Linked DNA regions of Mus musculus: all the other regions are linked to region 2. The links are chromatin loops, found by intact Hi-C in ENCODE. Cell type or tissue: heart. All regions are shown on one strand. Links, peaks and the distances in the headings refer to the core of each region. The heading gives the core; the rest is flanking DNA. Region 1 holds the start of Cibar2 (CBY1 interacting BAR domain containing 2). Region 2 holds the start of Gse1 (genetic suppressor element 1, coiled-coil protein). Region 3 has its middle 19 kb from the start of Gm51556. Region 4 has its middle 45 kb from the start of Gm32968. Region 5 has its middle 18 kb from the start of Gm39264.

Evidence for each region. A loop is a pair of places that touch in the nucleus more often than their neighbours do. Peaks named below come from ENCODE experiments on the same cell type or tissue, not always from the same donor. Only the 100,000 strongest peaks of a DNase experiment are listed, where the experiment ranks them.
Region 1: it touches region 2 in a loop (6-fold over the local background); 3 of 42 quality-filtered maps call a loop at or near these places.
Region 3: a loop joins it to region 2, with 2.4 times the contacts of the local background. A loop is called at or near these places in 13 of 42 quality-filtered maps.
Region 4: a loop joins it to region 2, with 5 times the contacts of the local background. A loop is called at or near these places in 4 of 42 quality-filtered maps.
Region 5: it touches region 2 in a loop (7-fold over the local background); 2 of 42 quality-filtered maps call a loop at or near these places.

What each region holds. Positions count from the first base shown.
Region 1 is chr8:120,176,281-120,182,498 of GRCm38, forward strand. Cibar2 (CBY1 interacting BAR domain containing 2) reads right to left here and starts at 1,189. Exons shown (of 9, transcript NM_001033980.2): 1 at 1,034-1,189. The coding sequence starts at 1,053. In heart, for the core only: a CTCF peak has its summit at 2,883; DNase peaks (open chromatin) are centred at 1,111, 2,961 and 3,448; H3K4me3 peaks cover 1,786 bases; H3K27ac peaks cover 2,366 bases; H3K27me3 peaks cover 791 bases.
Region 2 is chr8:120,532,363-120,538,580 of GRCm38, forward strand. It overlaps Gse1 (genetic suppressor element 1, coiled-coil protein), which reads left to right and starts at 5,047. Exons shown (of 16, transcript NM_001145896.1): 1 at 5,047-5,200. The coding sequence starts at 5,194. 1700016A09Rik (RIKEN cDNA 1700016A09 gene) reads right to left here and starts at 5,364. Exons shown (of 1, transcript NR_151732.1): 1 at 4,530-5,364. In heart, for the core only: no CTCF peak of the experiment used is centred there; DNase peaks (open chromatin) are centred at 2,819, 3,729, 4,159, 4,999 and 2 weaker places; H3K4me3 peaks cover 3,505 bases; H3K27ac peaks cover 4,695 bases.
Region 3 is chr8:120,468,178-120,474,395 of GRCm38, forward strand. It overlaps a transcript of Gse1 not described here. Among named protein-coding and RNA genes, the nearest start is that of Gm51556, 19 kb to the right of the region's middle. In heart, for the core only: a CTCF peak has its summit at 3,161 (motif pointing right); a DNase peak (open chromatin) is centred at 3,197; H3K4me3 peaks cover 930 bases; H3K27ac peaks cover 2,558 bases.
Region 4 is chr8:120,279,092-120,285,309 of GRCm38, forward strand. It overlaps a transcript of Gse1 not described here. Among named protein-coding and RNA genes, the nearest start is that of Gm32968, 45 kb to the right of the region's middle. In heart, for the core only: a CTCF peak has its summit at 2,558 (motif pointing right); DNase peaks (open chromatin) are centred at 517, 1,540, 2,568 and 3,576; H3K4me3 peaks cover 517 bases; H3K27ac peaks cover 3,185 bases.
Region 5 is chr8:120,360,596-120,366,813 of GRCm38, forward strand. It overlaps a transcript of Gse1 not described here. Among named protein-coding and RNA genes, the nearest start is that of Gm39264, 18 kb to the left of the region's middle. In heart, for the core only: CTCF peaks have their summits at 3,059 (motif pointing left) and 3,994 (motif pointing right); DNase peaks (open chromatin) are centred at 896, 3,336, 3,806 and 4,842; H3K27ac peaks cover 4,252 bases.

The DNA.
Region 1 (6,218 bases), core at 455-5,454, 360 kb before region 2:
TGTGGACAGCTGTGATGGCTGTCACTGGATGCTACACGATGCCATCCGACCCCATCAAGCTCCCTGCGGAGTACTTGGGCTCTCTATCACCCTTACTCCTCTGCCTGGTCCCTTCTCCCTCCCACCAGCCCTGGGCTCCTCCACAGAGCTCTTTGCAGACCACTGACCACCGCATGCCACACGCTTGCCTTCTCTGACACACCTCCAGGGCTCATGCCGCCTCCCACACCCCGCATCCTGCCCACAGCCAGCGTTAGTGACAACCTGTGTGCTCAGTCTTCATAAGGGTACAGGAGGCTCCTGAGGCGTCCTGTCACAGTCCCCTCCCCTCAGCCCCAGGTCTTTCCTGTCCCTTGCTGCCCTCCCTTCTCTAGAACCCAAGCCCCTCTTGTGGCCTCTAGTGGTGGCCACTTGGCAGACCCCATAAGGAGCACTGTCTCACGCCTGCTAATGAGCTTCAACTTTGTAGTTTGCAAATGCTCCGCTCACACTTCCCTAGAAGAGGTTGCTATTGACATTTTTTTTTTAATCAAGTAAACAAAAGCCCAGAGATGCAAAGCATCCCGCCCAAGGGCATACAGCAGGCCAGACTCCAGGATGGCTGTCACTCATACACAGTTAGACAGGCAAGCAGGCCCCGTGGGTAAGGCTGGAAGCCAGCTTTTAAAGAGCATTCTGGGTGCATCCAGGACACTGGAAGTCTGAGTCCTAGGGAGACTCAAAGGCAATCAGGGAGGGCAGGTGACAGGGAGTCTGGGGCCATTAGAGGGAGCAGTGTCAAGGTCTGGGGCCTGGGTTTTTGGAGGGGTTCCTAGGGGGCAAGCAAAAGCAGGGAACAGACCAGAGAGTGGCTACACTTGCTCTTCACGCAGCACAGGTGAGGCCGACAGATCGCATTCTGGTAACCTCTATGCTTCAAGCCCTCCCTCCACTTTGAGAAGGGATGGCAGGGGGCTCACCTGCCCTCCTCCCCGATGTGGCAGAACGTGAGGATCCCACCTGCATACCCCTCCCAGCAGCGCAGGCTGCTCACCTGGAGAGGACGACGTTCATTGTGGACAGAGAGAGGCACCTGCTGCCAGGATCTTGGGGAGGATAAGGACAGGGCCCCAGGGGTCCCCTAGTCAGAGAGAAGGCAGCTAGTACTGGGCCCAGCTGTGTGGTCTGGCTAAGCTCAAGGGACTCTGCTGCCTGGTTGCCAGGCAACGGGCCATCCCCAGGCAAGCCCTGGGAGGAGCCCAGCTGGTTGCTGGGCAACCAGGGCCTCCCCTGCGGGGTGAGGAGGGCCAGCTTTGCCTTGGGGCTTAACCACTCTCTGAAATGAATTGGAAGTGGGACACAGAACCTCCACATGCCTTTGAATATGGTGTTCTTGGGGGTTCAAAGTGCTTGTAACCACCAGGAACGGACAGGGAGATCCCCGAAGGGAGCTTGCCTGGGACTTCACCCTGGACCCTGCTGTGTAGAGTCTCCTCCACCCTCAAGGCAGAAGGCCCGGTGGGCGGGGCGTGGGAGCCAGTGTCACTGAGGGTGGGGGGAGTAGACGGTAAAGGGAAGCGGAGAAGGTGAACCAAAGGAGTGCGGGGGGGGGGGGTGCGGGGGGACAGGCAGCAGCTCAGAGGAGTGCCTAGCGAATCAGGCAGTCCTGGGCTTCCCAGAGTATGCGACTCCCACTGTTAGACTTGGGGAAGGTGACTCCAGCGTCAGAGCACTAACACGTTGAGAGGTCTGCGGGTCACAGCCCCCGCCCCGCCCCGCCCGCCCCGCCCCGCCCCACTCGCCCCGCCCCACTCCCCTTTTCACTTAAGGTGCAAAGCAGGCCTGGTGGTGGAGGCAGAGAACCCAAGGCAAGATATTGATAGTTCCACGGGACGCCTGTCACACTGGGTCGTTTTTTTGTGTGCGTCCCAGCTCCATCATGCTGGGATTTGTTTTAAACACTTAGTAAGGCAGAAACATTACGGTCAGCTGCTTCAGATTCAAACCCCACGCCTCAGCTCTGCTGTGTGGCCTGAAAGCAAAGCCCTGGTCTCTCTAGTCTCCTAGACAATCGCCCAATAGGAACTGGAGCCCCTGCGGCAGGGATGAGGAGATAGGTGGGCTGGGCACTGGGAGCCGGGTCCCCTGTCCAGCGAGCCCTCAGAGCACACCTGAGTGCTGGGTCTCTGTGGCACATGTGTTATGCTCCCCTTTTGGGGGGCAGGGACAGGTTTCCCCAGACAACACAAATCTCTGTGTGTCCTTTACGGTACTGTGCCCTCTGTTTAGGGGCAGCCATGGCCCTGAACTCCTACCGGGGCTGTGCCAGTCCTGTGATTTTTCTCTCTGAATGATGCTCTGTGTCTCCTGGTCCGTAATCCCTCCCTTCTGAGGTGTTAGCTGAATTGAAAAGTGTCTCCCCAAAGTACATGTCCACCCTGGGTCTCAGAGCATCGCCTTACTGGAAACGGGGTCTCAGCAGACAGGCTGAGCAGATGAGTCACTCCGGCATGGGAGATGGGGCTCATTCAGAGGCTGCTGTTCCAATCTGCAGAGAATCCGCCTCCTGTACCCATTGACGGACTGTGGCTTTTCTGTCTGTGGGTGAGGGATGCCAATGCCCCAAGAATATGGCCAGCTTCTGGAATGCAGAGGTGACTGAATCCCACCTCTGATAGCCAGTGGTGGACGACTACATCCCTGCCTCAGTCTGTCTGGGGTCTTCTCTATCTTAAGGAATCGGTTTCCTCCAGACCCCAGCTATTCCAGTTAATCAGCTTCGTCCCTGTCTGCCCTGTACTATAGCCTGTGACCACCAGAGGGCGACAGAGACCACACTCCAGTCCTCCTGCTTAGGGTGGCGGGATTGCAGAGGGGACACAGGAGACTGGAGACACAGGTATGGCATAGGTGTGGAGGACAGACTGTGCGAGGTCTCGTCATTGGCTCTCTTGGAATCCTTGGAAACCTTATGAATTTGAAAAAATGAAAACTGTCTCGGGCTATGCAGAACTAAGACATGGGGGTCAGAGTGGAGGTTGGCCGACTGGAGAGTCACCAACCCGCATTGTCCAGGGTGGCCACTGGAGGGCGCATATTCTCTGTCCTTGTCTGGTTCTCTGTAGTCCCTTTCCTGTCTTTCTCTGTGTCTCCGTGTTTCTCCTTGTTTCTCTGTCTTTATCTGTGTCTGTCTCTGCCTCTCTCTGTCTCCCTCTGTCTCTCTCTCTGTCACTGTCTGTCTGTCTGTCTGTCTGTCTGTCTGTCTGTCTGTCACTCTCTCTCCCTTCTCACAATAGATGCACATCTTGCTGAGCCATGTGGGTCAGGTACACATAGCATGAGGCCCAGCTTATATCTCAGGAAGGCAAGGACACACATCCTGGTCACTCCCCACCCAAGAAAGGAGCCCAGCTACCATCTGGCATTCGCCATGCTCACAGTCATGTGTGTTACATGGGATCCTGTCATATCTGTAGGAAGTTTTCCCTCCAGTCCCGGGGGCATGTCACATGGCAGTCCAGGTGTCCCCCTCTTGCTCCTGGGTCCCTGTGGTATCTGTGAGGCAGTCTCTGGCAGCTACGTTCTTAAACAACTAGGAAAAAAGAGGGGGAAAACTCAAGTTGAAAACCCAATGCCAACTCCCAGCCGTGGTCCACAAGCAGAAAACCCAGGACGACTCTGAGCAGAACCTGAGGGCTCAAGTGCCTCTCAGTTAGGCTTTGGCCTTGGGTGTGCTGTGTGACCTGGGCAGTCACTGTCCCTCTCTGGGAAGCTCTGTGAGGCTCTGGAGTAGGAGCAATGGTCTGGGAGCTGGCCCTGGAGATACGGGTTATAAGAGGTCACCTCCCCTACCACCATCTTTTTACTGATCCACAGATTCCTAAAGCCTGCATATTGTGCCTGCTACATGACCTCTTGCCCTCTGTCAGGTGATCTTGCTGTCACACTCACCTCCTATTAAGAAGGATTTAAATAGACAGGTCAAGAGAAACCAGGCTGGACTGGAGAGATGGCTCAGTGGTTAAGAGCACTGTCTGCTCTTCCAGAGTTCCTGAGTTCAATTCTCAGCAACCACATGGTGGCTCACAACCATCTGTAATGAGATCTGGTGCCCTCTTCTGGCATAGAGACAGGCAGGATGCTGTATACATTTTTTATATATATATAAAAAATATATATATATATGAGAGAGAGGCAGAGAGACAGAGAGACAGAGAGACACCAGGCTGTGTGATGTACACACTTGCCATCTGGATCCTTGTGAATGACGGCTGAATACTGGTCCATCCCAGACCATATGCTCGGATGTGATCTGTCACTGGAGGAATATAAACTAAGTGCCTACTGTGTGCACAGCCATCAATCACCAGGCACTTGGGCCATGTCTGTGAAAGAACAACAGACACGTGGCACTGTGTTCCCTCCGAGAACATTCTGTCTGGGAAAGCAGGAGGAGAGGCCAGCAGGCAAGATGCTCCAAACAGTTACACTGGCTTCAATCTTTCTCCAGAGGCGCCATAAAGGGGGAAGGTCTCCATGGCAACTCCCTGATCATATGCTGAGACCAATTTCTCAGAATGAGGTCAGAGGGCCAGAGCCACGACTGTATACACTGCCCAGTGTCGGGGCATTCCTCCACAGCCAGGGGCAGGGCAGGAAAGAGGTGGGATATACAGAACTTCCCACACAGGAGGCCCTACTGTGTGAGCTCACAGTGTCTTCCCTGGTGCTGGTATGTGTTAGACAGGGTCTTCCTCTGTAGCCCAGGCTGACCCTGGAGCCTGAGATCCTCTTGCCTCAGTTTCCAAGTGCTGCATGGAAGCACGCCAGGCTCTTGCTTGGTCCAGGTTGGCCCCGTGGCTCTCCCCTGCTGGCAGGGGGTGGTGACTGTGGGGCTTTCTCAGGTTTGCCAGGCTGATCTCGACCTCACTATGTAGCTAAGGATGACCTGGAACCTCTGATCTTCTCACCTTTAAATATACAACGACAGGCTGTGTGCAATGTGTAAATATGACCCGTGGCTCAGAAGTAGAACTCGCTCTCATGGGACACACAGAAGCCTGGGGTTCTGTCATTGTCCAGTGGCGAAACAAACAGGGGCCCCACTTGGTACCACACAAAATCAGCACCCTTCTGTGAGTCCCAGAACTGAGCAGGGGAAAGCCTCTACCCAGGGTGTAGCTGAAAGCTGGCCATAACTATTGGGCAAGCAAGCCACCATAGTTCTGGGATGACAGAGCATCCACGAGGTCAAGGCTGAAGCTCACAAGGATACATGGCAACCTCCGAGTCTATCCTGGAGCTCAGTTGCCACCTGCTCACTTGAGGACCTCACAGCCAAACTGCTTGGTCTTAATCCCAGCTCTGGAGCTAATGAGATGGCTCAGTGGACAGAGGAGCTTGCAGCCAAGCACAGTGACCTGAGCTCTGATCTGTAGCCCTAACCAATATGGAAGGAGAGAACCAACTCCCACAAGTTATCTTCTGTGGTGTGTATGCAACCCAACACACATACAATGAATAAATGTAATTTAAAAAATTAAATTCCAGATCTATTGCCTCACAACTGGAGACTGTGGCCAGCACTGTCTATGGGCCTCAGTTTTGTCATCTGTGAAATGGGACTGATCAGATGCCACTCTTCCCTCAGAGAAATGGACAGTGCACGGCACTCAGATAGGCCTGGGGACAGCCCCTGCTCTGTCCATGACACTGCATGGTGGCATCTTTGATCCCTCTCCCTGTGTCCCAAAGCTGGAGCTGGAGTGTAGCCAGCTTGGGCAGGAAACGTGGGACAGTGCCCAAGACAAGGTCCACTGACTCAGGTGGCTGCTGCAGAGGCTACTGTCCAAGCCACCTGTTCTGAGGGAACAAAGTGTGACCTCCCTGAGGCCTGGCTACACAGGGAACATCTCCCATCCTGTGGCTTTAGACATGTTTATCCTTTGAACTGCAAATGCCCTGTGGCTGGGTCTCTTCCTCACTGGCTGGGTTGGCTAGTCCACTAGGGGAGCAATTCACCCTGCTAGGTTCAATGACACCTAGGACCTGGGACCAGGGCCACAGCCACCACAGCACACCAGCGTCCTGACCTTACTCTGTGTATCCCAGGGCCAATTTTTATCTCAGAGGATGGAGCCCGGACAGCAGGCTAATAACTGATTGTCAGAGCTTAGAAATGTCCCTGGCTATAGGACTTGGTGTGGTATTGGAATGTCAGATAGCAAAGGGTCTTTAGC
Region 2 (6,218 bases), core at 486-5,485:
TCTGGAAGGAGGGTCCAAGCAACCCCCTTCCACCCCTTCCTCCCCTGCCAGGCCCTGGCCCAGCCATATAAAGTTTAAAGGTTTTAAATGCAAATATTTCTCTTTTATAGATGCCAGCTGTCTCCAGAGAGTGCGATTTCTCCTTGCTCAACTTCATGGTCCAATTAGCCTCTCATATCTGAGTCCTAGAGAGCTGGGGGGGGGGGGGTGGCTGGGCTCTGAGCCGGTGGCTTAGTAAGCTGTTGTCAGGGGTGGCTTGCGGTAGACTGGGTGGAGGGGGTGCTTTGTAGGGGGAGGGGCCTTGAGCCAGCAAGGATAGGAAGCTGCTCCCAGCTGTCTGCTCGGGCGGGGTGGGCGGGGCGGGGCGGGGTGGGGAGAAGGTTAGGGGCTGGGTCACTGGGTGGAGGGGCTGGCCAGGGTTAGGTACAGATTTTGAGGCTCCGGGTGGAGATGCAGGAACAGGGGCAGTTGGTGGCCAGGACATTCTTCTCCTGTTTAGAAACATAAAGGCAGGCAGCCTGCGCACACTGGCTCCCTTCTTCTCCCCTCAAGTGCCCTCTTCCCGCCCGCCTTCCAGCCGTGGGCCACGGCGTCCCCATTCACCGGGGCTCGGAGGCGCTCACAAAGCGAGGCAATTAGAATTGAAAATCTATGCAAAACAGCTGTTAACTGGTTGTAAAAGAGTGCAGCTGTGTGCGGGGCGCGGGTGGGAGCCGGCGCTGAAAGCGCAGGAAGTGGCGCCGAGGCCCAGGGTTAAGAGGAAAACTCCCCAATGGGCCGAGGGGATCCGCCAGGTCTTAGCCCCTTCCTGCTGCCTGGGTGACCTCAGTCCCCAACAGCCAGCCGTCAGACCCGCATGTTAGATGGAAAGGAGTCCACTTTAGAAGGTCACCGGCTGCCTTCCGTTCCCCGCTGTCCCGCATCATGTCCTGGGTCAGCAAGCCTGAGTTACAGGCAGTTAGAGCCTGCTTGCCAGCCCCCCAGCCCTGGGCAGTCACTGCTGTGAGACAAGGGTCTCCCCCCCCCCCCCCAGAACAGGGTGTCATTCCCATACACCCTAGAACAGTTTAGTCAGGGTAAATGCGCCTTCCCAGGCCCACTTTTGTCTGAACCGGTAAGACCAGCCTGGAAAGGTGAGTTCCAGAGGCAGAGATGGGAAAGCCTTCTAAGAGCATAGATCTGAGCAGGGTTTTGAAGGATGGCTGCTGATGTGGAAGAGGGAAGAGAAAGAAAGTGGAGCCGGGTTTGAGGGCTTGCCAGCTGCTGTGGAGAGCCTGGCTCAGGTGGTCAGGATGGATGGAGTCTGGGCAGACCCTCTTTCTCTGCTTCTCAGCCCCCCTTCCACCAGGGTGGTTTTCTGGGTACCAAGAGTTCATCCAGAGACTTAGCAAAAGCAAAAATGCTAGAAACCCAAGGCCAGTGGCGCCCCCCCCCCCTTCTGCAGGGTTTCCTACTGCTGCAGAGGAAGAGCCTGAACTCAGAGACACCACCTCCCTGCCTGGATAACTAGGGTAACAAACTCCGCTGAAGGTCTCCTAGTTGGGGGTGTGTGGGGGGTGTGGATTGTCGGAATACTGCCAGGTGTAAGTAAGCAACCGTAGGTCAGGCTTGTGTTCCAGTTTCAGAACCTTGAGGCAGGTTCATTGACACTTGGAAGTGGTGCTCACCACCTGCCTGGCCAGACCTGGAGGGCACTGGATGACAAGAGCCCAGCAAGTCTTTGCTGGGAAAGTTTCTTTGTGATGGCTAAGTCTGGTCCATGCTGCAGTCTAGGGCTCCAGTGTATGGAGGTGCAGCTGCCGGGGGACAAAGCAGTCGCCTCTGGTGAGGGCAGCGGACTGGTCAAAACTGGAAACCACATCATCTTATGTCTTCCTGCCCAGCCCCAGGAGGAAAAGACTGGGAGGCACTTGACCTCCAGGGCTCACTTCAGACGGGGTTCAGGTGGGAACACGACCTTGGTGAAGGAGGCTCTAAGCCTGCAGCCTGCTCTCTCACCTCCCTAACTCTGGCTGCCTCACATGCCCGCCTGTGGGCCTCTGGTATCTGCCCTGTGGCCTTTCTGAGCTGTGGCTCTGTAATTTTCAGTTTTGTTTCTGGGGAGGGCCCGGGCGGTGGGGGGGGGGACTTGATGTGTGTCCAGTGGATGCTGCCCATACCTGTCCTGGTTCTGGCAGACCCTGCAGGTCCAGAAACCCCTCCTGCCTGGGGTTTTGAGTTCATCGGTTTCTGAGGTCCAGGGCTTTTACAGAGGAAACCAGGCTTAGCTGGGCTGGGCTGAGGGAAATCCTGCTTCCTATTCTAGGTGGCCCAGCGTGGCAGAACCCTAGCAAGGAAAGTTGGGTGCTCCTGTGTCCTAGACGGGCAAGCATCCTGAGCTAAGAGGTTCTGCTCACCTTCCAGGACCGTCCCTAGCACTTGATGTTTCAAATCCTCTTTCAGCCAACTTCCCTAAACAAATGGAACTGAGGGAAAGGACCCAGAGAGCAAAGGCTTGTATAGCTTGCTGGTGGGGTGGGAGCCAGCAGCTGCGAGGAGGAGGGGGAGGAGAAAAAGGAGGAGGGGGCGGCAACTAGAGGGAGGTTAGCTTTTAGCCTCGGAGTCGGGAATTAGCAGTCCATCCATACAGGGTACATCTCGTTAACAAGGGGCCAGCCACATGGCGGCTAGAGAGCAATTCCCACCCTTAAACTCAAAGGCCCTGCTCAGGATTACTGATTTCCTGGGGCAGGGTGTAGGGACAGTGAGGACCATCCATCTCCTGGTGACTGCCAGCCTTTTCTGGCCTGAGTGCACATAGCTGGCTCACTGCTGTCCCCCTGTGGCCATCGTGGGTGTCTGTCACCCTCTTGCTACCTTGGACAGTCTGGGGCTGGATGGAGACCAGACTCCTGGTTTGAGAAGCTGGGGGAGGATGCCTGGCTCACCTGCAGGCTTGCAACCTTGACTACTTTCTGGGCAGGTACCTCATTTGAAACCCCGGTTGGGGGTACGGTTTCAGCGGAGCTGCCTTGTATTGGGGTGGGGTGGGGGAGAGCAGCCAGCTTCTTAAAAAAAAAAAAAAAAGCAAAACAGGTGGTAGCTCATAGTGGTCACCCACAAATTTATAGGATGGCCTGCCTAGTTCTCACCAAACAGGTGACTGAACTTGGCCTTCTAGATACCCTAGGGAGAAAGGTGCGACAAGATTTGGAGGAAGAGCCTGGTGTTGTTACCTGGGGAACCTGGCCCGCAGGCAGCGCGGCCAGGTGCGAGCTGCTCATTTACATGTTGTCCCCTCCCCACCCCCCCAAGCCAGTAATCCAGGTGGGAAAGGGGTTGGACCAGCCCGGGAGGTTTTTCATTTTGTTTTTACGGCTCGAGGCCAGTTGTTTCTCCTGACACCTCCCTGTCCCCCCTCCCCCCTCCCGCGTGCGATTCCCGACGGGTAAAGGCGCCTCTCCCCGCCCCCACTCCTGGGGAGCCCGGCGCATCCTCCTGGTCTCCAGCGTCGTAAACTTGCGGAGGCCACGCTGCCCCGGGCGACGCGAACTAACGCGTGGACCAAAGGCCGCGCAGCGCGTGTGTGGGGCCAGGGACCCGGTGGCCGCAGGTAGGAGCAGCAACTCCGCCCTCCCTCGCCCGCCCGTTTCCCTTGTCGTTTGTGGTCGGCCAGGGGCTTGTGCAAGACTGGCCCGGCGTGCGCCCCCGCCCCGCGGCATCGGCGGCTTCTGCTGGCGCGGGCCCCGAGCGCTGCCCGCCGCCGGCGTCATCGGGAACAGATGGACGGGGGGTGCTGGCGCCCGCGCTCGCTCCCGGCGCTGTCCCGGCTGGCGCGGGAGGGAGGAAGGCGGGGGAGGCAGCGCGCGCCTGCGGAGCACTGCGCGGGCATGTCCCGGGGCAGGTTTGGGGCTGGCACCGCGGTGGAAAGTTGAGACCCGCAGCGGCGCTGAGGTTCCCCCCCCAACCCCCCCGGTGCGGTGGCCTCCGGGCTTGAAAGTCTGAAAGTGGAGGATCATTAAGAGAGCTGTGTAGAAAGGCCGGGCGGGGGAGACCCCGGGACCTCGCGACGACCTTGCCACCTCGATGGCTGCTCTCTGCGCGCTGGGTCCGGCCGAGGGTCCCCGGCTGCCTGGCTCGCGCTGTAACCTCGCGCTTCCCGGGTGGCGGGAAGGGGGTGTTTCTAGGGATCGGTCGCGTTGTGGGCGGGGACGCTGGGGCCCACAGTCCCTCTCCGCGCCGCCTGTGGGTGCCGAGGAATTTCAGGACGCTCCCTGAGTCATCCCCGTGAAGTGCCTGGGTGAGGTAGGGTGGGTGGGGGTGCCAAGAGTGGGAAGGCGGTGCGCTGGGGCCGGTGGCGCGGTGGGTTGTGCCAGTTTCTGGAGGCGGCGGCCTCGCCTCTGACCGCAACCCCAGCTACTTAATGATGCCCCTGGCGCAGCGGCGCCTCCGTGGACTTCTCGAACATGGGCTCTTTAAAGAACTAGAGCCCCCGCCGTTTGGCCTTCTCAAAAATTCCTTAAAGCGAGATGGAGACTTTGCAAAACTTTGGGACAGAGGCTCGTGGCCCGAGCTCTTAACATTAAGTCCTTTAAAGTTGTGGTAATAGATCAGGCATCTTGGAGATCGAGAGAGGCCAACGGCCTATATTGTGTGGTCCCCTCCACTCAGCACAAGGAAAGGCCTATCCCTCCCCTCTCTTAGTGGGTGGCCAGGTGCCAGGCACTGTTCCAGGCGCTTGGGGAGGCGGCTATGAGGCTCGGATATGGCAGGCGTGTTGTAAGCCACTCCTCCCTACTCTTGGAGATGAGTGGCCCGCGAGGCCTCTGAGAGATCCCCCTGGACTGTCCGGACAGCCAGGGTCGCCAGGAGCGCGGGGGGCGGCACCTACCCGGCGGGTTGTGACCGCGCTGGGTGCTCCGGGCGGTCTGTCGGTGCGCGCGCGTGCGCTTGCGGCTGAAACCCGACACCTCCCGCCGGCTGAGGTCAGGGCGCCGGGAGCGAGCCGGGGCCGGGGAGTGGGCGGCGTTGCGCTTGGGTGTGTCCTCAGCGGCGACAGCAGCAGGTGTTTCTTGGCCCAGGCCCCGGAAGCTCCACCTCCCCGAGCGGCGGAGCCGCCGCCGCACAGCCCCGGGTGAGATAAGCAGTTCAGACAAACCCGGGCGACGGTGGCTCCGGCATGTGTCAGGAGCGGTGGAGCAGCGGGGCCCTGGCATGAAAGGTGAGCGCGCGGGTGGGGGATGGTGGCGGGGGTTCCCTCGTTCTTCCTCTCCCCAAGTTTGTGGGCTCGGGAGGGGCGCCAACGGCCGGTGCCAGGTCCCGCGGGTGTGAGGGACGAGAAGCGCGGGGCGCGCGGCCGACCTGAAGCCACACTCGCGGCTGCGCGCGCGCGCGCTGGGCTCAGCCGGCTCTGCTGCCGCGGAAGTGCGCGGGGAAGTGCGCGGGGGCGGCTCCGGGGCTCGGGGTTGTAGCAAAACTTTGGATGGGGCGGGGGCGCCCAGGCAGGTGGTTGGATGGGGGGGGGGGTGCTTTACCTGGGGTGGCAGTCCAAGGGGCCTCCGAACCCCCCGCCCAGCCCTTCCCGCTCCGCCTGGATGCGCCTCCCCGCCCCCCGCGGCCGCGCTGACGGCGAGTGGCCCGCCCGAGTGGAGCCGATTCAATTATATTGCAGCACCAGAGACACCTCGTCGCCCGCCGCCTCTCCGGCAGGCTAATTAAATTCCCTTCTTGGAGGCGGAGCGGGAGCTGGGCTGCCCTCCCCGCTGCCCGCCTCTCCGAGCGCCGGGAGGTGGCGGGGGCCGAATAGGACTGCGAGGAGCAGGCTTGGGGCCGCAGGTCTGGGCATCGGAGCCGGGAGCGAGCAAGGGGCGCCCCCGCGCACCTGCCACCCGTGGTGGGGGTGCCAGCTCGAGTTGGGTCGGTTTGGTGCAAACCAGCCTTTGTCTTCCATGCATTTAAAGCACTCTAAACCCTTACTAGACCCCTGCGGTGCCTTATCTGTCGCGGTTGGGGCCCACACAGGTTGGGGTTTGAAAACAAGCGAGACCACCAAATGGAAGGGGGGAAAAAAACAAACCAAAATACAAGATCCTTTTGTAAAGAGGACCGGAACAAAAGGCGCAGCCTCGCTCTAGGAGGGAGCATCGGGCCTAAGCCGATTCCCAGCACTGGGGGACAAAGAGGCAGGAGGTCTTGGCTGGCCGCTTGGCAGTGTCTCAGTCTGAGACTGGTTTACCCCC
Region 3 (6,218 bases), core at 452-5,451, 64 kb before region 2:
GAGTTCAGGTTTCCATCCCAGGTACTTGCATGTTTCACGAGAGCAAGGTGAGCCATGTCTATACTGTGTATATTGTTCTCAAGATGTCTTGATTGACATCTTGTCTTCATACTTGTTTGCTGGCCCTAGTCAAGCTACTGAACCTCTCTGGTCAGCAGTTTCGTCCTCGGAAGCAGCTGTAGCAATAGTCTTTCCTTAAACGTTAGTACCTGTACCCAGACCTACCGGTGTGAAGGTGGTCTTGGTTGGTCTATCCATGGCCAAGCCTGAGTCCAGCTCAAACCTCCTGCCTACATCCTGGATGCCTCTAGGGGGAGGGATGGGCTGAATTGACCTGACCCAAGGAGCAATTATGGATGCCCCTCTTAGTGTTCCTGATATCGTAGCTCCAGGACAATAGCACCAGGCTGAGCTGTATCAAGTATACAGATGATACTTGGGCCTCGGTTTCCCTCCATAGCCTGCAGGCTCTCAACAGCCAATGCTCCAGTTCTGACAATCTCCCTGTTCCCCCTTGTGCCCAGCACCCTATGAAAAGCCTTCCTGGCACCAGCTGCATTGACCACATGCTAGCTCTGAGACCCAGACACAAGCCTGGATCCTCATCCCATCTGTCAGATGAAGGATAAGGTTTACAGAGGGACACGGGGGACCCAGGCTTGACCCCAGCCTTTGGCGGTTGCAGATGAGGCAAGAGGGGGTGGCAACACACTGACATCAAGTAGCCAGGACCCCTGGAGTCAGGGTGCAGGGTCCTGAGGTCAGAGGTTTGCAGACAGAGGCTGGGAGCAGGAAGATGGGACAGTACAGAAGCAGCAGGGGACAACACAGGAAGGGGGTTCCATGAGAAGCTGTTGACAAAGCACTTTCATCTGGGCAAGATGAAGGAGCCTGTCTCCTGCTGATCTCCAAGGACAGACAGGTTAAGAGGACTATCATCTCCTTCTAGAAACCAGAAATGGTAGTTAGATTTTTTTAAGATTTAAAAATTTAAATATATATATATATATATATATATATATGTATGTATGTATGTATGTATATGTATATATGTGTATATATATGTATATATGAATATATGTGCATGTGTGTATATATACTTATATGTGTGTGTATATATACATGTATATATGTGTGTGTATGTGTGTATATATACATACACACATAAGAGCACAGTGCTCACAGAGGCCAGAAGAGGTTGTGAGTCTCTGGAGCAGGAGTTACAGGTGGACATGAGCTGCCATGTGAATGCTGTGAACTGACTTCTGACCCTCTTGCTAGAGCAGTACAGGCTCTTAACCACTGATCCATCTCAGCAGCCTCCGGCAATTAGCTTTTAACCTGCTTTGCCATTAACTGGGAAAGGCCATCCTTTGTTGCTGGGGGTTGTTGATGTCCTAAGAATTCCACTGGGCCAGGTTTTTTTGTTTTTTTTTTTTTTCAGGGTAAATTAAGACTTATCAGTGTGCAATCAGCTCATCTGTTATAGTAGCCGCAGTGTGGATGGTAAATTAAGTTCAGAGTAGAGGTGCCAGAATGGAGTTATAGAAATGCTACCCAAGGGGTAGGATTTGGGGACCCTCCCTCCCTGCCTCCATGGATCTCCTGTGGCATCCAGGTGGTCCAGAGGAGGGGCCGGTTCAGTGGCAGGAGAATTCAGATATGCCTGGAAGTTTGGTGGGCAGTGCCTGCTGCTCTCCTTGCCTGTTCCGGGGACGGCTCACCCGTGTGCGCACCCTCTGAGCAGATAATAAGTTATGAAGACAGATGGATGGTGTACCATCATGTATGAGCAACCTGCCTAGAGCTGCCACTGGACCAGAGCAGCCGGTGTCAGGTCCAGGATGAGGGTCACAGGCCCAGAGATAGCACCAGCCTACAAAGGAGGCAGTGGTCGCTTACTAGGGTGTGAATGCCTTCTGCAGGGGACGGGGTACTACTCCCTCTGAGGAGAGTTGTTAGCTATAAAGCCCACGCACATGACATCTAAAGGAGAGTCACATCAGCTGCCCACAAAGATGAACCCAGAGGCCAGCGAGATGGCTCACCAGGGACAGTGGCTTGCTGCCAAGCCCTGAGGACCTGGGTTGGATCTCCAGAACTCACATCATGGAAAGAGAGAACTGCCACTTTTTCAACGTGTAGTCTGACTGCCACACGGTGCACCGCGCGCCATACACTCTCACATGTGCTCCCCGCTCCCCACCCCACCCCCAATACTGAGTAAATATGATAAAGAATGAAAATGGGAAATGGTTGTGCATGAGGGAGGACGTGTATGGGGCGCGTGTTGGGAGAGGAGGGTCACTGCAGCTGGAAATGAAGGGAATAGAGAAATGTTGCTTCGAGTGGGTTCTCATCATGGTCTCTACGGATAGATTAGTTTGCCTGTGAGGTGTGTGGAGGAAGCAGGCATCCAGGAAGAGGGGTGGTTGGGGGAAGGAAATGGAGGGTGGGAGGAGGGGGAGCACAGGTGAGAGGTGCTGAGGCAGAGGAAGGGCTGGGAGAGTGCTAAAGAGATGGGCAGGGCTTGGCAGTGGTGGCGCAAGCCTTAAATCCCAGCACTTGGGAGGCAGAGGCAGGCAGATTTCCGAATTCGAGGCCAGCCTGGTCTACAAAGTGAGTTCCAGGACAGCCAGGACTGCGCAGAGAAACCCTGTCTCGAAAAACAAAAACAAAAACAAAAAGAGATGGGCAGGGGTGAAGAGCTTATAAGACCTTATAAATTGCAAGCTGTGGAGGCCAGGCAAAGTGCCCTTCCAGGCTGTACAGAGACATCGGTCCTGCCCTGGGGGACACACAGAGAGACAGGAGAGTGGGGTGATGTGAAGGCTAAGGATGGGGGTGAAGGGGGTTTCGAGGGAGAGCTGTTGTTCCTTTGTGATGGTGACTGTGATGGCCACTAGGGTGATGGGATGTCCTGTTGTGGATGGCCGTCCCATCTAGGTATCGTGTTGTTATCTGAACCCCTGAGGTTGTACACATGGGGATGAGTGAGGTGCCACAGGCAGAGGAAGAGTCAGTACAAAGGCCTTGGGACAGGGGGCCTGCAGGTGGAAGAGAGGAACACTGTGAGAACTAACCTGTCACTCACTCAATGACAACCATTAAGAGTCAGGTACCAGCAGGCTTCCTGGGGCTGCTGTACTGAGACCGCCTGCAGGGGGCGTGGGTGGCAGGAGGAGGCCGTGGCCGGGCATCAGAGAAGCAGGCCCTAGGACTCAGGCTCGGCCTGGAAAGGCTTTTGAGGGAGCCCAGCCGGCTGTGGAGTGCGGGCTGGTGTGAATGAATGGGACTCAGCCAACAGAGGGAAGGGGGTGGGGGTGGGGGTCCCTGGAAAGCAAAGAGGGCCTGTGTGTGGTGAGGGCCACCAGGGCAGCTGAGAAGCAGGTAGGCCCCACAGCTGGGACAGGTGGGGACCTCACTGGCCCAGCTGTGGTCAGCAGCTGTGTTTTCCTTGGCGTCAGCACAGGGTCTTATTTTGTAAGAATTGTACTAATATTTTAAAAGCCTGGTCCTTTTTATGCCCCATTCCCTCCCAACAAGCCACACGCTTAAACCTGAATTCCTACCTTCCCACAGAAGTGCTGGTCACCCTGGTGGAAATAGTATGGCAGCCAAGTGACCCACTACCTGGAGACAGCTAGCATCCCAGGTCACCTAGGAGTCACTGGCCCTTCTGGCTTCCTGCTCCTGTGTTGCTAAGCATGGCTTCCTATTCCTAGGTGGTGCAGAGGAGCTGGGTGGGGGTTGGGGAGCTGTTTGTGATTAGATCTGTGATGTGCGGGGAGGGGGGGGGATTGTGAGCTGGGCAAGGAGTGGAGACAGGACAAGGTGTCTAGAGCATGCTTTAGGCTGGAGAGGAAACCAACTGGCTACCAGGCACGCCTCTGTCCCTTGGAGCAGAGCTACTGATGTTCTATGGGATGCCCAGTGGCTGAGTTATCAGATACAATCAGTTCAACCCCTGCCTGCCGGCCTTCTCAGCCCAGCCTGCATGCACAACCTGCCTGCATGTACTCAGCCCCCACCCCACCCCGCCCTGATTGGAACGCACACTCAAAGTTGGAAATGAGAGGGCTGTCTGGAAGCCCACATTGGCAGTGCCGGCGCTCCCGTCACCCCCTGGCTCCCTGATTTCCAGCTCAGCCATCTGCCCTGGCTCCTTGAAGCCCGTGGAACCGTTTAAAAGGCTCCTAGCGATATTGATCAATCTCTAAAATGGATTATCCTGCCTGCCTCACAGCCTGCCTGGGTGCCCTGGGTAAGATCAGAAAGGAATTATGAGAACCGGAGGCCACGGGAGCAAGGGCGCGAATGGATCTGCTCCAGAGAGGCTGTCTTATCGGAGCCCTGGTGCACACACCATCTGCGGTGGAGGGGCTTTGGGAATGTCGGAAAGAGGCCATCGCAGGAGGATTTGTAGCTGAGCCCAGAGCGGTGGAGAGGGCCATTTTTCCTCTGAGCTTTTTCCCTGAGGAAGTCAAGCCTTTTCAGAAACCCTACCAGCAGCCAGTGATGGGCAGATACACCCCTGTGTATCTGCCCCCTCCTCCACTACCCAGGACTGCAGCCCACACTGAGGACCCCAAACACAGGTGTGCTCAGTGAAATCTGAGACTCAACTGGGTAGTCTCTTTCTGCAGCCTCTGAAAGCAACCAGATATCATTGGAGGGGGGGGGGGTTAGATCCAACATGGAGGGAATACTCACATCCAAGAGTGGCTCCCTTTTCTGTTTTGTTTTGTTGGTTTCGTTGTTGTTGTTGTTTGTTTGTTTGTTTGTTTGTTTGTTTGTTTGTGACAGGGTTTCTCCCTGGAGCCCTGGCTCTCTGGAACTCTATGTAGACCAGACGGGCCTTGAACTCACAGAGATCCACCTGCCTCTACCTCCCAAGTTTTGGAATTACAGGAGTGTACCACAGCCTCCTGGAGTTTTGTTGTTTTTTGAGACAGGGTCTCTACATAGCCTTCGTTGCCCTGGGACTCCCTAGGTAGATAAAGTTGGCTCCAAATTCACAGAGATCTGCTTTCTTCTGCCTCCCCAGTTCTGGGACTGAAGGAGTCTGCCACCATGCCTGGCTGAGTGGGGAAGGATCCAACTCTGAGTACAGGTACTCTTCCCTGCGGCCTCAGCTCAGCCAAAGGCTTATCCTGGTTCACCCCATGCTTTCCCTGCCCTGTAGGGCATAATGCACCCTGTGTCTTGGGGTTGTCTCTTCCCTCCATGCCTGGAGGAGCCCAAGCTACCACTGGCTAGGCATGCTTACCTCCCGCTCCTAGGGTAACTATGCAGGCTATCTCCACCACGTTTGTCTACTCAGCCTGTCTAGGTGTGGCCCCTGTGGACAACCTCAGGGTGGTTGACTGCTGTTGGGAAAGGGATGCCGGGAAGCCATGGTAGAAGAGTCAGTACTCACACAGGGAGCAAGTCGGACCATCATTAGCCTCTGTGCGTACCTGGGAGGTACAAAACCCCGACCTTTGAGAACGCCGCCGCCGATCATGCTTCCGTAGCCAATCCAGGAAGACCACTCCGTCTGCCAGCGTGATGTTCATGGTCGCAACCAAGAATTCTGGGCTGGAAGAGCAGGAGGCAGAGCGGGGAAGTCTCGAACCTGGGTAAAGGGCACAAGGATATCCTTATTGGGCAGCAGTTGGTCCTCTCTTGTGGTAGGCCCTCACGTCTGTGGGAGCATGTGCGCAAGGGACCTGAGAGACCCCACGACGGATGTGGCATCAAGTACGTGTGCGGTGGGGGAGGGGAGCCAGGAAGGCGCCTTCCTAGAGGGTCTTGTCAGTTGGCAGGTGCTCCAGCCTGGCCTCTGCTAATGGACTGAATTGGGTGGCTCTGTATTTCAGAGCCCAGGGATGGCTCCCGTGGCCTCTCAGACAATGCTCTGTGACCTTGGCCCCCAGCCAGCCTCTGTGGTCTCTTCTACACCTCATGTCTCCTGGCCTGCCCTGAATATCTTTTGTATGGTTATGTTTATTTGGCCAAAGGACTTAGAGTCTGAGGAAACAGGGGGGTTGGGGGGGGGCTCCCTTGTACTCCCTTAAGATAGACCGGATGGCCCTGAGTCCCAAGACAATAGGTTCAGGGAGGGACCAGGTGCTGGACCTGGGACAGGAAAAGGATAATGGAGGGGGAGGGGGTAGATGAAAAGCCCCACCACGGACTAGGACTTGGTATTCAGACAATGACTCCCACTGAATGAG
Region 4 (6,218 bases), core at 341-5,340, 250 kb before region 2:
GTGGCTGTATGTGTATGTGGAGAACACGCCACACGCTGCCTCTTGGGAACCCACTCTGGGAGCCCCACAATGCATGGAAGACAGAGAATTCCTCTAGGAGTTCCTGGAGCAGGCAACATATCCCTGTCTGTATGGTTCGCATGAACTGTCACATCGCTGGTGTGACAGGCCTGGCCTGTGCCTGCACTTTCTTGTCCAGCCTGAGGAAAGTTATGTCTTCTCTGTACTCACTGGCTGTACCGGAGACCCAGCCACACTGCTCGGAACTCTGTGTATATAAACTAGGGGCCTGCCATGTAAGCCTTCCCCAGCTCTGCCTATGCCTCAGCCTCAGCCTCACACACTGGGGCCAAGAAAGTTCCAGGTTTCACAGGGCTTGCATCTCAGAGTGAGTTGGCCTGAGGCTCTAACGTGAGCTAGACTGGGTAATGACACACATTCTGGAGCCTTCCTGACACCTGTGGATGGAGGTGACAACAGGTGTCATGTGGCCAAGCAGTGCAGTGTCCAGGGCTGGAGTGTGGAACCTGGCTGGCTGCCAGATGATGATGTCATTGTTCCTACTGTGCTGCGTTGAGTATCTCTGGGGTCAGATGGTCCTTACATACATATGTCAACTTAGTTTAAAAGTCATGTGTCAAGCCGGGCGTGGTGGCGCACGCCTTTAATCCCAGCACTCGGGAGGCAGAGGCAGGTGGATTTCTGAGTTCGAGGCCAGCCTGGTCTACAAAGTGAGTTCCAGGACAGCCAGGGCTATGCAGAGAAACCCTGTCTTGAAAAACCAAAAAAAAAAAAAAAAAGTCATGTGTCCTAGCCGGGTGTGGTGGCGCATGCCTTTAATCCCAGCACTTGGGAGGCAGAAGCAGGCGGATTTCTGAGTTCGAGGCCAGCCTGGTCCAGGACAGCCAGGGCTATACAGAGAAATCCTGTCTCGAAGAAGAAGAAGAAGAAAAAAAAAAGTCATGTGTCCTAGGGAAGAGACCAATGTAAAGATGCTAAGATGCTTTATAGAGACCGAACCTGTGCGAGGACAGAAATGTCATTGAGTATGACCAGTCGGTGGAATGTGTCATCTCTGGGTACAGTGGGCCAGCAGTAGTGTCTCCATTCTGGCTGCTCCTTACTCTAGGATTCTGATGGCTGGGTGGGAGTGACCTCAGGTGCATACACCTCCTGTTGCTGCGCTGACGGGCACCCTCACCCTGAGAGCCTACTGGCAAATACACGTGGCTGTCTTTCACTTCAGGGAGCGTCCAGAGGTGCTGCTGGGCTGGAGTCACGGTGTGGGCAGGGCTGGGATCCAGAACATGGGCTCTCGTTCCCCCTTTTAGGCTTCAGAGACTACCTACCCGTGAGGGAGGTCATGGAAGGGCAGCAGGGACCTCACAGATGCAGTGTTCCTGTGTGACCCCGTGGAGAGCCTTGCTTATGGTCACGTGGCACCCAAGGTGCTCCCATTGGCCCCAGTGCAGCAAGCAGAGCTGGGATGGGAAACGTGGCTGACACGTGGCTGATGCACGTCTCTGCAGGCATGGGGCACACACACAGGTGTGAGGCACACAGCAGGTGGGAGCAACTCAGAGAGTGGCTCCCATCATCCTAGGACGGTGAGCTCCACTGGGTGGTTATTTATACTGTGGGGCTTCGTAAAACCCAGAGCCTCAGCACCCAACCTCCCAGGAGTCTTTGGTCTGAGAGAAAACATTGTACTGCTGAGGACTGTCTTGATCGCTCGCTAGCTCCAGAAGCAAGGGTGGCTGGCGGGCAGGGGCTGGCTTTATCCTGGCTAGGCCTGTCCATCATCAGCTGGAGCTGGGGGGTGGGGGAAGCAGGTGCTGGACAGATCGGGGTCTCTGGGCAGTGTGGTCCTGGTTTGGCCACATCTGCTGCAGGAAGCAGGGGAGGAGGGCCACACTGTCCAGCCTGCAGACAAGGGGCAGGCACTTGCAGGGTTACATTGTGGTAACCTGAGCCATGGGGTCACAGCTCTGTCTCTACGTGGGTCTTGCGGCCAGTTCCTAATTTTGCAAAGGATGGTCACAAAAGGCAGTCTCCTCTGAAGTGGCTGTCTCTTCCTACCTGGGCTCCTACACTGTCACATGACCCTGCTTCTGTATTTATCTCCTCCTCTTTATCACTGGAATCTGTCACCATCAAGAGCTTTATGTGCCGATCAAGGGCAGACCTGCGAGGGTCTGCAGGGGTCGCTGAGGCCCAGCCAGCATCATTCGAGGCACGGAGCTCTTCCTGCCGGGGGCATATGTGTCCTGCATCACCCTGACTCTGCGCAGCTGCAGTGTGTGTCTGGTGCACACAGACTTTCCACGCTGATGCTGGCTGTCCTGCATCCAGACAGGCAGGGATCTGAGAAAGCCTCACTTTGTTTATGGCCTTTGAATGTTGGGGTCCTATCACTTCACTTCTTCAAGCTGTTTCATGCTCTTTATCTGTGAAAGAGCCTAACTTGACCCAGACTGAGGACCTTCTCGAGACAGCAGAAGCTAACCCTAGGTGGAGTGGGGGAGTACCTCGAGCTAGTCTATGCCATGCTGCAGTTCCAGATATGGGCTCCAGGTGGCATCAAAACCCAACTCTGGGCCTCTAGAGGGACTGCGTGTATATAAAGCTGGTGTGTGTGTGAGAAATGTCACTGTAGGCTAGGATTCTGTGTGCAAGAGGACAAGTGTGTGAGTTGCAAGGAGCTTGAAGTATGCCCATGTCAGCTTCCCATTTCTCTGGGAACATGAAGGCATGAGGTACCACGGAGAACCATTGCAGGACATTCCAGCTGCAGGGATTCTACATATGCATTACATACATACACACACACACACACACACACACACGTACATACACACTGACACACATACACTCTTATACACAGACATATACATACACACATACACTTACACATATAAACACTAAAACACATATACACAAAGACACACATACATTCATTCACACACGTTCACACACAAAGACTCACATACATATACATGCATATACACAAAGACAATCATACACAGATATACATACACATACATATACTCACACAGACACACACACACACACAAAGACACACATATATATATATATATAACATACACAAAGACACATATACACAGATATACATACACACACATATACTCACATAGACACACACACACATAAAGACACATACATACATATACACAGATATACATCATATACACATATACTCACACAGACACACACACATAAAGACACACATACATGTATACACACAAAGACATACAATACATACTCTGACACACATATGCTCACACAGACATATACACACATATATACGCACGTGCACACATGCACACACACAGAGGCATTCTCTGGGAGATATGATCCACAGATACACAGGAGCAAGCCACAATTTATATCCTGGTCACCTAATTACTCCCAGCCGTGGAGGAGGGAGCTGTGGAGGCTTTGCAGGGCTTGGGGCCTGATATCCCCAAATCCCAGCGGGGCTGGGGGCTGGGGGCGGGGGGACTCCGGCGCCAGGCTGCTCCACCCCTGTCCTCCTTAGAGGCCCCAGATTCCAAGGAGCCTGGAGGGATGGCAGACATCCAGGGGTGCTGGGCTCACAAGCCTGTGAACAGGAAACTTTCTGGGAGCAACCTGGGTCTGAGGCCATCTCATAATACCCTGGCCAGAGCTGAAGAGGGCAGAGCTCACAGGCCCAGCTCCTACTGCACAGGGCTGCTTTGTCTCTAACTGATAGCCTGGGGGAGCTAACCAAGTGGTTGCTACCGTCCTCTCTGACTGACATATCCCATCCCAGGCCTGTTACCTCCCATCTCTGGCCCTTTGAGTTTCTACTTCCCACTGCCTAGAGTGCTGTTCCACTGTTCCCAGGGCTGCCACCAAGGCACCGGTGACCACTGTGGGCTGCTGTTGTCCTTTGTCTCTGACGACAAGAGTCCCCTGTGCTAAAGTCAGCACTGTGCACCCTACGTCTGTCTAAAGTGTGGGAAGCGTGCTGGGGCACATTTGTTCAAATGGACAGACAGATGGACATTGGACAGATGGCAGTGGCACCTGGGTGAGTGGAGAAGGGGAGGCTGCTGTTTCCAGTGGGCACAGGAGGAGCTGAGACTGAGTGAGCTGGTACCTGAGGCCTGTCTTGGGACCTAGGGCTTCCTTCTGCCTCTCTGCCCCTCTGCCCCTCTGCCCCTCTGCCCCTCTGCCTCTGCCTGTCTGCTTTTCTCTCTGCCTCTCTTTAACTGCCTTTCTGCCTCTCTCTCTCTGCCTCTCTCTCTCTCTCTCTCTGCCTGCCTCTGCTCCTCTGCCTCTCTCTCTCTGCCTCTGGCTCTTTCTCTGCCTCTCTGCTCTCTCTCTCTGCCTCTCTTCCTCTCTTTCTGCCTCTCTTCCTCTCTGCCTCTGCCCCTCTGCCTCTCTCTCTCTTCTTTGCCTCTCTGCCTCTTTGCCTCTCTCTTTCTCTGCCCCACGCTGCTCCCCTCTACCTCTCTCTCTCTCTCTGTCTCCTTTGCCTCTCTTTCTCTGCCCCCTCTCTCTCTGCCCCCCTCTGCCTCTCTCTGTCTCTCTCTCTGTCTCTCTCTCTCTCTCTCTGCCTCTCTGCCTCCCCCCCAACTTGGCTCAGGTACCCATACCCTGAACTAAACTACCAGCCAAGGACCTGCATGTACTGGGGTTCAGAAGTGTGGGACTGATTGTGGGTCTCCAGCTCGTGGCCTCAGAGCCCTGCCTATGCCTCTCTCCTTGTTCGCCTTGATCTTGGAGGAGGCTCAGGCATGATGGAGCTGATCCATAGTCTCCGATGGAGACACCCAGACCAGAGCTGTGTGGCAGGTGGCTGTGCACCCAGAGAGGCTCTGTCTGCAGGCTTCTCCAGGGGAGCCTCTCCTCTCACTAGCAGCAGAGACGAAACACCAGCCTGTAGGGTTGTGGGTGAGCATAGCGTCGGAGGCCTGGTGTGGAGCCCTGCAGCTCTCCCTAGCTGAGACCTGGGCTGAGCATAGCTCATCTCCTAAGGAAGCAAGGCAGGAAGGCCTGGACTCTGAGCCTCTGCTGCTGCTGCTCTCCCTCCTCCTCTTCGTCCATCTCCCACCTCTATTCCCCCTCTTCTCCCCTCCCATTTATCTACCCTCCGACTCTATCTCCTCCCATCTCCCCTATTTCCCCATCTCCACCCCCACCCCACCCCCGTCTCTCTGTCTCACCCTCTCCGTGTCTCCTACATCTTTAATGTTTCTGTCTCACTGTCTCCAGATCACCGTTAGCCTCCCTAGCTGTCTCTCTCTGTCTCTTTCTCTCCTCTTCCCTCCTTCCCGCTTCTCCTCCGAGCTCCCGCCTCCCTCTCCGAGCAGCTGTTCCTAATAGACTGTTAATGACAGTACAGTGGGTGGAAGGCAGCATCCTGGGGGAGCCGCCATGATCTGTGTAATTGGTCTCAAAGGAGACAGAAGTGTCTAATATTTACACACCAGCATTAGTCCTTCGGGAACCTCATCTTGGCTGGAACCTTACAGGGAATGCTCCAATGCCATGTCCCATCACCCCATCCCTTGCTCTGAAGGGCTTTAGTTAAGGACCCAGCTTCTCTCTTTGGGTGCAGCATCATTGTCAGGAGTGGTTTGATCTGGTGGCCAGCTGCACAGTGTCCCTTCCAGTTAGAGCCATCGAGGGTATTTGCAGGAGACCCCAAGGAGAGAGTCTGAAGGAGCCAGCTCCCTGGTGAGGTCTGGGTGTCTGAATGCTGCCATGCCCTCTGCCCTCCTCTGCCCATGCAGAGTCAATATAGCCCTTGTTTTGCTTAGCTAGCAGGAGGCACAACTGGGAGATACTGTCTTCCTCAGGCTGTAGGCTAGCTGCCTCCTCGTCGCCAGTGGCTGGCTATACCATACCAAGAGGGACAGAACTGTGTTCATGGCCCCAAGTCTCCCTCCCACAACCTGATCATTTCTCTGGGTGCCAGGGGCTGTAAGCGCCAAAGAACTCCCAGGCATGGAAAGGGTGGGGCCAGAGAGAGGCGGGACCCAGGAAGGACAGAGCTGCAGGAGGCCTCTCCCCTGGGTTCCAAGTGAGAGCCTGCTGCCACTGCCCAGCTACACTCAAGCTTCCTTAATACTACAAACCTTTCCCAACCCCCTCACCCAGTGCTGGCAGTACACTCTACAGTACTTCCTTTGCACGTGTGTTCCAGTTCCAGCTGGGGCAACCACAGA
Region 5 (6,218 bases), core at 482-5,481, 170 kb before region 2:
GCCCTGTATCTTTTTTGTCCCTGAGGGGTGGGAGTGACTCTGGGTTCAGGGGCATCTCCTGAGATCACAGGTTCTGAGAAACAGGTTCCTTGGGCTGAGCTGCAGCCATGGAGAGGGTTTCTGGGTGCTGGGGCTGTGTCTAGTAGGGATGCTCCTTCCAACTGCCCTTCCCACCCCATCCCCCCTTTTCTTCCTGTCATGTGTTAAATAAGCTGCGTGCTGTGCAGCCAGGATATGAGCATTTTCACACGCGTGGATCTGGGCTTGTTGGACTAAGACCTGGCTCTACTGAGCTTCTGGTATAAGCCGGATGTCGTCTCATGCTTTGGTTTCCTCATCTGTGGCACAAGGATGCTGCCTGACCTGCCTTAGTTAAGCTTTCTATCCCTGTGATAAAACCCTTGAGATGGGGCTGGGGGCTTACAGATCCAGTAACAATCCATTGAAGGAAGCCAAGACTGGAACCTGAAGGCAGGATGTGAAGGAGAGGCCGTGGCGGGACACTGTTTACTGATTTGCTCCGCGTGGCTTTCTTAGAGAATCCAGAACCACTTACGTAGGGGTGGTGCCGCCCACAGTGGGCTGGACCCTTCCATATCAATCATCAATCAAGAAGATGCCCCACAGACTTGCCCACGGGCCATCTGATGGAGGGAGCTATCTCAGTTCCCCTTCCTAGACAACTGGAACTTGTATCAGGCTGACCAAAAATTTAACTAGCACACTGACCAGAAGACAAGAGGCGGCCTTGTCTGACCTACAGCATGACTCCAGCACACAGAAGGAGGGCTCTACTTATCACCAGCAATCCCGCCTCTTTTCCTCTTCTTTGTCAGAATAATGGGCTCTGGCTGAGGCTGCCTCTGTCACCAGGAAGGCAGAGAAGGATACTCAGCTGGCAGACGGCCCATAGCGGCATGTGGAGAGCTGAGCGTGGTGACACCAGGCACAGACAGGTTCTGCCAATGGTTGGGGAGCCACAGCTGCTCCAGGGTTGCAGAGAGGGATGCTGCTCCCTACACGTCGCCCCCCCCCCCAGTACCCTCCTCTGCAGTAGGACCTCCCGGGCACCTGCCATACACCTCACTATACCTTCCACTCCCTTGGGTGCTACCAGTGGAGCTGGGATCCAATGCCTGGCTCCCACTCGCAGTGATTTTTATCTTCTTGGGCACATCTCATAATGCTGGAAACATGGCTTGCAAGTCAGGGCAGGAAGTCTAGAGGCCTCTGAAGGTACAGGCAGTAAAGAGGCCTTTTACCCAGAGAGAGAAGGCCTGGAGTCCCTCTGGGCACAGTGGGGCTCACGGGCAGAGACCAGCCGACCCTCCCTCTTTCTCCTTTCCCCTTACTGTTTTAGTGGACATTTTATTCTGACAGAGGGTCTGCCCATGGTGCCCAGGTTAGCTTGGAACTCTCCATCCTCCTGCCTTAGTCTCTGGAGAGCTAAGACAGCAGGCATGGAGCACCATGCTCAGCTGGGCCTGCATTCCAATCAGCACATTGGTGCTGGCTGAGGACTTTGGGAAACGCTGCCATCTTGTCAGTGTTCCTAGCACCAATGTCTGATGCTCCCTGCTGTGCCCTCTTCCTCTCTTTAAAAATTGTTTTGTTGTTTTCAGTAAGGGGCGGGGTGGGGGTGGGGTATCTCATGCCGAAGTCCAAGCTGGTCTTGAACTCATGGCTCTGCTGCGGCAGTCTCCTAGTGCTGAGACATAGGCCCATGTCCTTATCCCTGGCAGATCTGTCTTCCGTGTATGATGGCTCCCACCCACTGGGATGTACTGTCTTTTCTACACTTCCTTGGCTGGTGTGTGGCCGTGTGGCCTGCCACCAGTTTCAATTTTCATAAAACAAAGAGGAAAGGGTATTCAGTGTGGGGCAGTGGGGAATGGTAACCCAAGGGTTGGCTCAGACCTAGTGTCTTCCTGATGGCTTGTGATCAGGGGAGATTTCTGTGCCTGCTGTGCTGTGACCCAGAAGTGCCACCGCCAACTGGAACTTCTACCCCAGGAGGTTGGAGATAGACATTTTCAATGACAAAGATAGATTAAGGGGGTTGGGTTGGAGTGGGCTCAGGGCTTGGGTTGGAGTGGAGTGGGCTCAGGGCTTGGGTTGGAGCGGGCTCATGAAGAAGCTGAGTGTGTTGGCTCACACATGTGACCCCTGAATTGGAGAAGGGGAGAAAGGATATGACCCCCTGAGGCTTGCGGGCCACCCAGCCTAGCTCAGTGAGTGAGTCCCTGTCTTCAAAAACAGGATAACGACTGAAGACATCTGACATCAGAGTCTGACCTACACAGACGTGTGTACCTGCCCCTCCCTGAGTCTCCACACAAGCACGTAAACACACACAAAGACTATGCTCGGAGCCACTGAAGTGACTTTTGTGGGCCCTGTGGGTGAAGAGTCATGGGGCCCTAGGGAGACAATGTTATAACTAGCCTGGCCCACCCTCCTGAAGGCCACATATGTGTGACACTTTCCCTGTGTCCTCGGGGGCTTATTCCGTTCAGCTTTTAGTAGTTGCTCACGGGGTTGTAGCCTCTCTCTTCAGCTTCATTCCCATCTGGAAATGTTGTTCCTTCCAATTTGTGGGTCTCTTACCTCCGTGTGTGTGTGTGTGTGTGTGTGTGTGTGTGTGTCTGTGTGTGTCTGTGTGATGCTGGCTGGCCTAGGCGGGCGGGGTGGGGTGTGGGGGACTCGCAAGCTTTCACTGGGTGAATGGGAGCTGGGGTCTGTGCGGCAGTGGATGGAGGAAATTAGAGCCCAGGTATGTGCATCCAAGTGGCTTCTTATCCAACTCTAGAGCCTTCCTTCTCTCCTCAGGGCATGGTCCAGTCAGCACATGTTTTGTACAGGAGCTCTGAGGGTTGAGTGAATTTATTTCAAACACCTGGTGAGGGAGCTATAAGAAGAGCTGCAGAGATGGCCAAGTGTTGAAGGGCACTGGCTGCTCTTCTTGCAAAGGGCCAGGGTTCAAATCCCAGCACCCACATTTAGATAGTGTCCAGCCTCAAGTCACTCCAGCCCAGGGAACCTGGCGCCCTCTCCTGGCTTTCAGAGGGACTGCACAAAGGTGGTGCACTTCCACACAGGCAAAACACTCTCGCCTAAGAAATAAAAACAAACAAATCTTACAAGCAAAACAAAACCAGAAGAAGCAATGCCTTTAGGAAACAGAGGACCCAGCCTTGGTCATGGCTCGGCCAAGGGCACTCAAGGTCACAGCTGAGCTTGTGCCCTGGAGGATGTTCCTGGGAGCAAACACTTGTGTGAGTCTGGGAACGGCCTTCTTCCCGTCACACCGGTTTCCTGTGGTTGCTGTCACATGTCACCTGGAACTTAGTGGCTCCAAACGTGCCTCTTCCTTTTAGGTTAGAGGTCAGAGCTCTCGGCTGGGTTCCAGGCTAAGGCCTCACAGGCTGCTTCCTCCTTAGTGTGTAAGATCTGCCTCGCGCTTGCCCCAGCTTCTGAAAGCCTCAGCTGTCCTTGGCCTGTGGCCCCTTCCTCGTGTTTCTCCTTTCTCTCCCATTGTACCCCTCCCCAGCTGGAATAACCCTGAGACCCCAACACACCCAACTGGCTTATCTAACCTCTCCTTCTGCCTAGGGTTTAATGTCCCAGCTACAGCCACAAGAGGTCCACTTTGCCCTGTGAGGTGGCTCTTTGTTCACAGCTGCAGGAGGAGGTGGTGTCTCATAGAGCCTGCTGGTTGGCGGTCCGTTCCAGTCAGCCTGACTGGGCTGACTATGTCTTTGGTACGGGGTCCCTAGTGTCAGTGAAAGGGGCGGAGTGGACAGGAAGTGTGTCTCTATTCAGGCAGTTGCAGGACAGTGGGGTCACTCCAGAACTCAGGGGTGTGGTGGGCCAGCCTTGTAAGCTGCTGAGTAAGGACAGCCTGCATTTGGACCCCCAAATTCCCCTCTCTTTGCTGAGCAGGTCAGGGGTCAGGATGGTTTCCTGCCCCTCCCGGACAGAAGCTGTGGATGTAGTTTGTCACTGGCCCAGAAGGGGGCGCAACCCAGCAGAGCCAGAAACAGAAGCCTGGAGTGGGTGGGGTTAGCCCCAGGAACCAGGTTCTGCCCCTTCCCCTCCCCTGGGTACCTTGGAGACAGCAGGCAGATCACCCTGGTCCCCACCTCCAAATGCATCCAGAACATAGATCTGCCTAGAACTTTCCCCTGGAACCCCCAAACACTGCCAAAGCTGAGGGCACCTGGAGTGCTCTCTTTCCCCCAAATGCATCAAGATGGACACCAAGAAGAGCAAGCCACAGGGGAAGCACCATGTGACTGGGGACTTTAGAGAGAAGGGAATTCAGAATGGAGACCCTACCAGCTGAATAGGGCAGAGAAGAAGTTCTCTGGGGAGAGACCCGAGACCCTTGACTCAGAAATGCTGGAGCCTCCTGTCCCTCCTCCCTCCCAGTGGCCTGTGTCCCTTGCATCTACAACCCCCACCCCCAAGCAAAGAGCACTGACTAGGCTCTGAAACCCACAGCCCACCTCAGCCTCTGAGAGCCCACCACTTGCCTGGCCTTCTGTGCCGTGGAGCCTCCTCTTGTGGAGCCTCTTCTCCTTTCTCGTCTGAGCCTCCTCCTCCTCCTCCCTGTGTCCCACGCATACGCACATCCTTTCCCAGCACCCCAGCCTTGACTGTGTCTCTTTGACCTTTGACCTTTGTGTTGACCCCCCTTGTGGTGCCAAATTCCTACAGGAATGAGGGCTGTCAGGGTGACCCCTCTGTGTCTTAGGGCATAGCCTTCCTCCTCTGTGCACAAAATGTCTTGGTCAGCTGAGCCTGCCAGGAGAACACGAGGCAGAGAAATCAGGACTATAGGGAAATAGCTGTCACCTCCGAGGGCCTGGTCCCCACAGAAGCCATAGTGGCAGTGCCAGGCAGGACGCTGGGGAGCAGGAGGAAGCCTGCCTTGCCTTGCTGGGCTGAAGCTTGTACGCAGCTCCGAGTGTGGACCTAGCTCATAAAGGAGCTTAGTAGGGTTGAGAGAGGTGGATGGAGAGGCAGAGAGAAGGGAGCCTCTCACCGGTGGGTCCTTCCGCCCCTCCCATAAGTGAGTCCACTATTGTCCCCACAGGCAGCCAGACCAGGCTGGGCCAGTCACTTCTCATTGACCAGAGGAGCCCACGAGTGAGTGGGCCCAGAGTGAGCCCCAGGGAAAGCCTGCACCAGCTTAGAGGAAGGAGTGTGGGTCTTGGGACTGGTGCCCAGACATCAAGGCTTGTAGACGGATGTGGGGGTGACAGAGGGCTGAGCCCTGACTCAGGGTGGCAGTGTCTTAGCTCAAGGACACTGAGATGCATTTGGGGTATAAGTGTTGGCCCAAGAGGCAGTACTTTGGGGTCCCAGATCCAGCCTAGCTGACTGAACGGTGTGGTGGGATATTGAGCCAACCCCTCCTACAGCTTGTCCCAAGGCACGAGCCTCCACACCCTGTGCACTGTGGAACAGAGGCTGACCCGGAGCTGACCCCGGCACCAAGCCTGCCCTCGGGCTCATCTGTGTGCTCCCAGCTCTGAGGCCACTGAGTCCTACATTCCCAGAGCATACCTAGCCTGGGACAGCCTAGGTGAAGAGCCAGTGCTGACCCATTTCCAGGCCACCCTCTGGTCAGGAAGCAAGAAGTAAAAGGCAGGGATGGGAGCGGCGGTCAAGAGTGGAGCCGTGTGGGCCTGGGCTACAGAGCCCCCAGAGGGTCAGAGGCATGCTCAGGGCCCAGGTGTCCCATGCAGGTGACTCTGAGGTTCTAGTCCTCCCAGTCCCATGTCAGATACAAGTGACATCTGACATTTCCTTTAGCACAGGCAGCATCATCAGTGAAGGCTGCATGGAACCCAGGCTAGGGGCCAGTCCTAGGTGTGACCTTCTTTTCCCTGGTAAGACGTACAGTTTACAGATAATGAAGGGGACACACGATGTCTTACAGGGCTGTCTGAGGTAGTAAGGGACTAGTCCCTGAGAGTAGTCAGGAGGATTGGGTCTCACTGGGGCGGGGTGGCAGCAATGGCAGAGACACCAGTAGCAATGTTTGGGGACTCCAGGGGAAAGTTCTATGTTCTTATAGGACATACATGTGGGCACTGGAACCTGGGCAAAGCTTGTGATACTGGCTGTTCCTTTGTGCAACTGCCCTCTGCCTGCTTTGTCCTTTGCCCTGGCCTCCTGCCTGGGCTAACCTGGTCTCCTGCCTGGGCTAA